Linked DNA regions of Homo sapiens: region 2 is linked to region 1. Evidence: read pairs that join two places in POLR2A ChIA-PET (ENCODE). Cell type or tissue: OCI-LY7. All regions are shown on one strand. Links, peaks and the distances in the headings refer to the core of each region. The heading gives the core; the rest is flanking DNA. Region 1 has its middle 9.8 kb from the start of ZC3HAV1. Region 2 overlaps UBN2 (ubinuclein 2).

Region 1 (4,399 bases), core at 97-4,096:
ATTTGGACTTTTTGACTACCCACGCGTCTATGTTCTTCCTAGAGAAACTGTGTGCTATTTACAATCCCTACAACTCCCTAAAAGTCAGGTCCTGTTAGCTGCCACTCTGATTTTGTCATTCCGCCCTTAAGTGCCATCATTCTGGTGTCCAGTGCATCAGGAGCCCATCATCTTCATTGCTATCAGTGAGCCAAGTTCCAGGACAGCCCCTCCTTCCATCAACTATGTTCTACTGGGGAAAGCACCACTGAACTTATTAGCGACGTTGCTGTCCCTCTCACCAATGCGTTCCCTATGGCCTTGATGAATATGGCTCCTTGAGCGATCCTATGGGACATAATCCCCGGGTGGCTGTTCTGGCCTAACCTTACATCTATTTCAGCATGTCCCCTTTTCTGAGTCTTTTAATCCTTTCCTCTACTGCCTGACATAGCAATTTAGGCACTTCAGACTCACTCTTCATGAATCAGCACTTTTCCAGGATTCAGGGAGCCAACCTAGCAGCAATTTTGTACCATCCCCTGGTTCTTATCAGGATGCTCAACCTCGTATCCTGAGATGTGCCCTTATGTCAATAAATTCTCCTGTATACAATCTCATATTATTCCAGCTCACTTGACAGACCAGTTCTCTCAGAATGCTGAAGTTGGAAGTCAAAGTGTATGAAGTAAAGAAATAAAACAATTGAGTATAGAACATTCATTTTAGAGGATTGACAGGGAAGGGAAGGGAATGGGAAGGGAGGAGAAGAGAGGGAAAAGATTGTTCCGGTAATGAGAGGGAGAATTTTTTTTGTTCAACTGATACTTGCCCGTGTTTTTATTTTTTTGTTTTTGTTTATTATTATTATTGTTTGTTGTTATTTTACTAGAAGATCTGGGTATTTTTGAAAGTTTCAATGAAATAGATCTGAGGAGAGTGCAAAGCTGAAGTTGCTAGGGCATGTTAGGGTGACATTGAGCCATATGAACCTGTTGAAGCACCGATCAGAGAGGGAAGCAGAAAACACACAGGCTGCAATGAGTCAGCTATGCTGTAATGAGTCAGCTATGCTAAATCATAGAAATGAAAAGTACATAAACATCAGAGAGTTGAGTCAAATTTGGACATTTGGAATGTCCGAAGTCCCTGCCAAACAGGTGTTCTACAGGAGATATGGGAGTCGAGAGAGGCATTAATCAAATGGTCAGACAAATGGAGGAAGGCTGCAGTCGGGGGCAGGCACCAGGGATTTCCCTACCTCGAACCTGCATCACTGCAAGTGCCTCCGGGAGTACTGTACTGGCAAGGGAAGGAATTGCAGGTATACTTTTAGAATTGGAAAAGGGCCATATTCCTCTCAGAGGACTATTTACAAACTTTGTTTTCGTGGTGTTAAAATGAGGCTGCAACCCCTCTTCCCGTAACATATCTGAGAGCAGAGAAAATGGGGATGTAGAAATCCAGAGGTGGGGTTAACTTGGTGACAATGGCCTGATGTGGTAACCAGCTGGCTCCCAGTGGGTTTTACCCGCAGGTATTTGTAACTTTGTGCACCCTTCCACACTAAACAGCACAGATCTGTGTAATCAATAGGATACTGTCAAAATAACAGTGTGACCTTCAAGACTAGGTCATAAAACCACACTGTGGGTTTCTCCTTGCTCTCTCTTGGATCCCTTGCTTTGGGGAAGCCAACTGTTACGTTGGGTGGACACACAAGCAGCCCTAGAGAGGAGTCCATGTGGCAAGTAACTAAACCCTCCCACCAATGGCCAGCACTAACCTGCCCAGCATGTGGGTGAGCCAGTGGGAAGGGGAGCTTTCAGCCCCACTCAAGGCATCACATGACTGCAGCCCCAATTAACTGTGACCTCACCGAGACTCTGCGCCAGAACCACCCAGCGAAGCCACTCAGCAGGAACTGAAAGAGATAAGAATGTTGATTGCTTACATTATACTGCTTCATGCTTATGTATCTGGTGAGTCTTAAGAAAATCAGTGAGGTAAGTTTAATTACCTCGACTTACAGAGGAGAACACTGAAACTCAGGTTAGCACACATCGGAAGCAGCAGAGGCAGGATTCAAATCTGGGTCTTGCTGACTCCAAGGCATACAACCCTATGTCACCTTCAGTTCTTGCTAGCAGCTGCCTTCAGCACTAGAGGAGGAAGTGAACCATGTAACACAACAGGGTCTGGCACCTCAGCAGCTAGCTGACATAGAGGGGCCCTCCTTACAGGGCTCCCTGCATTGGAACACCTGATATTTTCCCATTAGCATCCTTTTATGTTTATATTGCTTTCTGATTTCTCAATTATCTTTCTGCCAAATAAACGGTTACACTAGCAATTACAAGCTGAAAATTATTTTTATAGCATTCTCACACAAAGCCACTTAGTTTTTTTTGTTTTTGTTTGTTTTTGAGATGGGGTCTCTGTCACCCAGACTGGAGCACAGTGGTGCAATCTCAGCTCACTGCAACCTCTACCTCCCGGGCTCAAGTGATTCTCCTGCCTCAGCCTCCTGAGTAGCTGCGATTACAAGCACACATCACCACGCCCAGCTAATTTTTGTATTTTTAGTAGAGATGGGGTTTCACCATGTTGGCCAGGCTGGTCTCGAACTCCTGGCCTTAAGTGATCTGCCCACCTCAGTGTCCCAAGTGCTGGGATTGCAGGCGTGAGCCACTGTGCCCAGCCCAACAAAGCTACTTCGTTTTAACTGCTATGAAGATAAGTTACCAGGAAGGACATAGTGGCTCAGGCCTGTAATCCCAGCACTCTGAGAGGCTGAGGCAGGAGGATTGTTTGGGCCAGGAGATTGAGCCCAGTCTAGGCAACATAGGGAAACCTCATCTCTACAAAAAAAATTAAAAAATTAGCCAGGCATGCTGGCACATGCCTGTGGTTCTATCTACTAGGGAGGCTGAGGTGGGAGGATCAATTGAGCCCAGGAGGTTGAGGCTACAGTGAGCCATGGTTGCACTATTGCACTCTAGCCTGGGTGACAGAGCAAGACCCTGTCTCAAAAAAAAAAAAAAAAAAAAAAAAAAAAGAAAAAGAAAAAAAGGTAATTTACCTTTTATATTGAAATAAATATTGACTCCCATATCTTTAACTCATTTCAGTTAAACTTCGGCCATAAAGAAGAATTTGGGAGTTCTCAAATTTCTTTTTAATTTTAGATTACAGAAAATTTCTACACAAAAATAGAATAGTACAATAAATGCCCATGTACTCATCATATAGCTTCAACAATTATCACCTGTAGCTGTCTCGGTCTGCCAACGTACTCATAGTTGAGCCACAACATGGTTATCCCTTAGTACTTATTAAATCGTTTTTTAAAAAGCACCAAAATGTTAATAAGTGTTGTTTCTTGGGTATAAATTTTATAGATGATTTACATTTTCTTGATTTTACTTCTCAGTACCTTCCCAAATTTCCACAGTGAATATGAAGTACTTTTGTAATAAGAGAAAATGCTATTTTAAAATGATTGAAAAAATGTCTTTTTTTCGGCCAGGCGCGGTGGCTCACACCTGTAATCTCAGCACTTTGGGAGGCCAAGGCGGGTAGATCACTAGGTAGGGGGTTTGAGACCAGCCTGACTAACATGGTGAAACCCTGTCTCTACTGAAAATACAAAAATTAGCTGAGCATGGTGGCGGGCACCTGTAATCCCAGCTACTTAGGAGGCTGAGGCAGGAGAATGGCATGAACTCAGGAGGCGGAGGTTGCAGTGAGCCAAGATTGCGCCACTGCACTCCAGCCTGGGTGACAGAGTGAGACTCCGTCTCAAAAAAAAAAATGTCTTTTTTTCTTTTTTCTTTTTTTTAGAGAGGGGATCTCACTATGTTGCCCAGACTGGAGTGCAGTCATTGTTCACAGGCATGATTATAGTGTACTATAGCCTCGAACTCCGGGGCTCAAGGGATGCTCCTGCCTCAGCTTCCTGCATAGCTGGGACTACAAGTGCATGCCACCTCACCTGGCTTGAAAAAAATGTATTTCTTTAAGGAGTATATTTTCAAATGCTTGGTCCAGGAGTCATTCTTGTTCTTGCTTGGAACAAGCCATCAGTAATCCTTTCCCCATGATTTCATATAGTTCACTAAGAGGGAGCAAAAAAAAATTTGGGCTTTATTTTTGAGACAGGGGCTTGCTCTGTCATCCAGGCTGGAGTGTAGTGGTGTGATTATAGTTCTCTACTGCCTTGAACAGGGCTCAGGGATTCTCCCACCTCAGCCTCCAGAGTAGCTAGGACTATAGGTGCACACCACCGCACCAAGCTAATTTTTTATTTTTCATAGAGCTGGGGTCTCACTATGTTGCCCAGGCTGGTTCTTGAACTCCTAAGCTCAAGCAATCTTCCCACCTCTGGCCTCTTGAAGTGCTGGGATTATAGGTGTAAGCC
Region 2 (4,399 bases), core at 233-4,232, 120 kb after region 1:
TATATAATAATAAATTTAGGGATAGACTGGTGGGTGTTTAAATAGAAGGAATAGCATTGTAGTATTTAATTACAGTGTAATCTTTTGAGACTATATTGTATCATGATGTATAAATTGTAAAATCCTATAGGATGTATAAATCCTAAAATCCTAGCATGTATAAATCCTAAAATACTGTGTTTTTTATACAAGTTATACATTGGTTACACTTAATGTTTTAACCAACTAGTACACTTATGTGGCTCAAAATTCAAAAATTAAAAATCTTCCTTTTATTGTATTGCCCACCCATGGAATCCCACTTCCTAGGCAAGTAACACTCCTGTGGTACTAGAGATACATCTCTATACATACACATCTATTCCTTTCCCACCCCCTTTTTATACATATTATAGAATTGTACACACTTAAGCTCTTTGCTTTTTATTTACTGTATCTTAGTATATTTGGGGGGGTCATATCAGGACAAAGTGCTTTCTCTCCCTTTTTTTTAAGGCTGCATGCTGTTTCATTGCATGGAACTATCACACTGTAACCAGTCCCCAAATGATTTAGGTTGCTTTCAAAAATTTGCCCTTATTAATAGTGCTGCAGTAAATTAGTCTGTAAAATGGCATTTTACACAATTTCAAGTTTATCTCTAGGAGAGATTCCTAGAATCAGACGATTCAGGTCGGAAGATTTATGCATTTATAATTTTAGTATATATTACTAAATTACCAGTTCTACTCCCTCCATCACTATATTAGAGTGTCTTTTTTTTTTTTTTTTTTTTTTTGAGGCAGAGTTTCACTCTTGTTGCCCAGGCTGGAGTGCAATGGCGCTATCTCGGCTCACTGCAACCTCCACTTCCCAGGTTCCAGCAGTTCTCCTGCCTCAACCTCCCAAGTAGCTGGGACTGCAGGCATGCACCACCATGCCCAGCTAATTTTTTGTATTTAGTAGAGATAGGGTTTCACCATGTTGGTCAGGCTGGTCTCGAACTCCTGATCTTAGGTAATCCACCGCCTTGGCCTCCCAAAATGTTGGGATTACAGGCGTGAGCCACTGCGCCCAGCCTAGAGTGTCTATTTTGCTGTGGGTTACAAAATCAAGGATTTTAGAATTGCCCTTTGCAAATGGAAAAATTCCTATATATAATCCTATAAGTAAAGTGATTCAGTATATGACGCACTACCTTAAAGTTAGCATTAAGTCTTCTTAGTCAACCCTAGGATAGTATCTGGCATAGAAAGATCAGCGTTCTGAAGAAGTTGTTTGATGCGTGAAATTGAGTTTCAATTGACTTAGATATATTTAAGCCTTGTTATTTTGTTTACAGTGATAAAATATTACTCTTGTTATAGTCTAAATTAATGGGCTATATTTCTTCTCTGGATTTTTATTTTGCTGACTTACTGTCTTATTTCCATTCTAATTAGAGATTGTATGTATATTAACCAAAAAGCATGCCCAAGTGTTATATCTATGAGTATTGTGTGTGTGTGTATATGTATATATATATTTATTTGGTAGAGACAGGGTCTTGTTGTGTTGCCTAGGCTGGTCTTAAACTCATGAGCCTAAGCAATCCACCTGCCTCAGCCTCCCAAAGTGCTGAGTTTACAGATATGAGCCACTGTACCCAGCCTAAATATATATATATATATATATATATATTTTTTTTTTTAAATAATTATTTGGAATCTTTTAAGAAAATCATCAGGCCAAAAGTGACCTGAGAGAAGATACATTGTCCTGCTGGGCGTTATATGCCTAGAGCTCTAGGCTATCACAAAATCTCTCTCTTAAACTACAATGATCTTTATTGGTGTTTGGGGCAGGTGTTGCAGCAGTTGAAGATCAGTGATATCAGAAATTACAGGGAGTATAAAATTGTAAAAAGAGCACCCTGCATTGAATTTATGGGGTTCCCCCCTCCATTGTGTCCTATTTTTATGGCCATGTTCTGTTTCCTGTTATGTTGTTCTTATGCTCAGGTAATGTGACAGTTCATATTCAGCATCAATTACTAAATGGTTTTTTGGGAAAAGGTCAATATGACTATTAAGTACCTATTTTTACCTAGATTATACTAAATTGGTTGTTGTACATAAATCTTTTTAAATAGCTAAGTCCAAGTTTTGACATTTCTACAACCGTATAGGCTCCAGATTCGTCTTGATGGTTAGAAAGGAGGCAGGATACAGGTAAAAGAGGCTCCCATGCCTCTCTTTATTCCCAGTTAAGGCTCCAAAATGTTTAGGCAAAACATCTTGGTTTCCAATTCAGTTTTTAGATAGTCTGTAGGTAATATATGCCTTTTATGAGGCCACCTATACTCTATACTCAGGAGTAGGATGCTTCAATTTGATGGGTATAGACTTGTTATCTTAGCCTTCTAGGACATAGGATAACCTATAATTGTTGGAAGATTTCTCTTAGTGATTTTTTTCTCACTCCATTACCCCAGCCGTTCTGAAAGATCATACTGTCCTAGAATTGGATATAAATTCACTAATCTAAATGAAAGCACCTAACACAATACCTTGTGCCTAGCAGGGGCTCAGTTAAGACTCTTTGAATCTGAATGACTCTCTGAATAGGAAGACATATATTCTGCCAGGCATTTATTAATAATCATGAAATCACATTATAACTTTAAAATCTGCTTACTGTGCTATATAGACCTTGAATACTATCTTTCACACTTAGTTCTATGTGGTTTTGGGCTCTCAGAGCCCTAGTAGTTTCATACTTCTTTTAAAAAGAAGGGTAAGGGTAGATTTGATAGTAGAAAAGTAATTCTGAGCAGTCTTATAAATAAAACAGTTGACCAAATGGAATAACACTGTTTTCACTCAAAGACAAATTATTCTTCTAAATACTCTTGATTTTCTTGAGACCCTGTCTCTAATAAGAATAAGAATAATAAAATCAGCTAGGTGAAGCGGCCCGTGCCTGTAATCCCAGCACTTTGGGAGGCTGAGGTGGGCAGATCACCTGAGGTCAGGAGTGCAGCCAGCCTGGCCAACATGGTGAAACCTTTCTATCTCTACTAAAAATACAAAAATTAGCTGGGCATGGTGGTGGGTACCTATAATTCCAGATATTCGGGAGACTGAGGCAGGAGAATCCCTTGAACCCAGGAGGCAGAGATTGCAGTGAGCCGAAATCACGCCGTTGTACTCCAGCCTGGCGACAAGAGCGAGAATCCAGCTCCCCCCCCCAAAAAAAGTCTTGATTTTCTTTTGTATAACTTGTAAAAGTGAGTCTTTCCAGATAATGTTTTAAAGAATGGCAGTATCTTGGAATAACTAATTTCTGATGAGTAACATCTTCACAGTAAATACTACTCGGCTAAGTGGAAAGAAATATAATTTTGTCTTAAAATAATTATAGATTATTGTTTTAAACTGTCTTCAAATGTGAAACTGATACCAAGTAGTTAGTTTTGAAAGCATTTGTGTACTGTTTCTGGGAGTTGTAAGAATCATATCAATTACTCATATTATTTTAGTTGATCATCCACACTTGCTGAGGGGTTAGAGCTTCCTTGGGAACTTCATAGGCTGGTTAACCTGTTTGTTTTGGCCTTATGTGAGGTCTGGTCCCTAAGGATCATCTCGATGTAGAGCTTTGGGCAAACTTGTTGACACCACCACAAAGTAAATTCTACTTGCAAAACACAAATACCAGTGGATTTAGGGTTTTGTAGACCAATAATAGTATGATATTACATGTACAATAAAAACATAAAATAATCTTTTAAAGCAAACTGGGGGAGGGGAGAGGGCCTTAAAGGGCAAGGAGGAATTCCTAGCTCAAATAATAATTTCTTTATTGCAGTTACCCATTCTGATCACTTGCTGTGACATGCCCTTTTAATTCCTTGGCCTCTTTGAATTGAATAAATTCTCTTCAGCCTTCTTTAATGCCTTAGGAACAATTGAGAATCAGCAGTTTTAGGGTATTTAGGAGGAAGGACTGGTATCCATATGTGGTGATTATAGAAGTTGTGTATACTATTTTTGTGCTGTGTAGTCAGCTCTTGGCTGTATTTCCACTGCCTTGAAACTCAGCTCCTTTCTATTGGTAGGTTGAAGAAATGGGCACAGATGTAAAGAGATAAGGTGGCAGGGCTGGGACAAGTAGGGAGTCTTGTGACGACAGGATGTTTTCTTCTCACTTATAGGACTGGTGTGTTTTTTAGTAATCAGGGTCATTCTTGCTCTGTCTACTAGAGGTTATCAATGAATGTTGGTTTTTAGTTTGGTTTACTATTAGCTGGAGGCAATTTGGGGTCAGGGGGTCTAGTACTAAGAACATCTTGTTTGTTTGTTTTCCAGTTGAGTGTTACACTGTAATGAGGCTGCATTGGCCTAAAACACTGATTGTCAGGTTAAGCAAGTACTAATGA

What was found. Peaks named below come from ENCODE experiments on the same cell type or tissue, not always from the same donor. Only the 100,000 strongest peaks of a DNase experiment are listed, where the experiment ranks them.
Region 2: POLR2A ChIA-PET joins it to region 1 with 6 read pairs; 15 of 35 experiments call an interaction of 5 or more read pairs at or near these places.

The regions. Positions count from the first base shown.
Region 1 is chr7:139,117,298-139,121,696 of GRCh38, forward strand. No RefSeq gene overlaps it. Among named protein-coding and RNA genes, the nearest start is that of ZC3HAV1, 9.8 kb to the left of the region's middle. RefSeq lists enhancers at 864-923, 994-1,323, 1,464-1,553. In OCI-LY7, for the core only: no CTCF peak of the experiment used is centred there; a DNase peak (open chromatin) is centred at 2,134.
Region 2 is chr7:139,238,797-139,243,195 of GRCh38, forward strand. All of the region lies in intron 2 of UBN2 (ubinuclein 2), which reads left to right. Among named protein-coding and RNA genes, the nearest start is that of UBN2, 9.8 kb to the left of the region's middle. In OCI-LY7, for the core only: no CTCF peak of the experiment used is centred there; no DNase peak of the experiment used is centred there.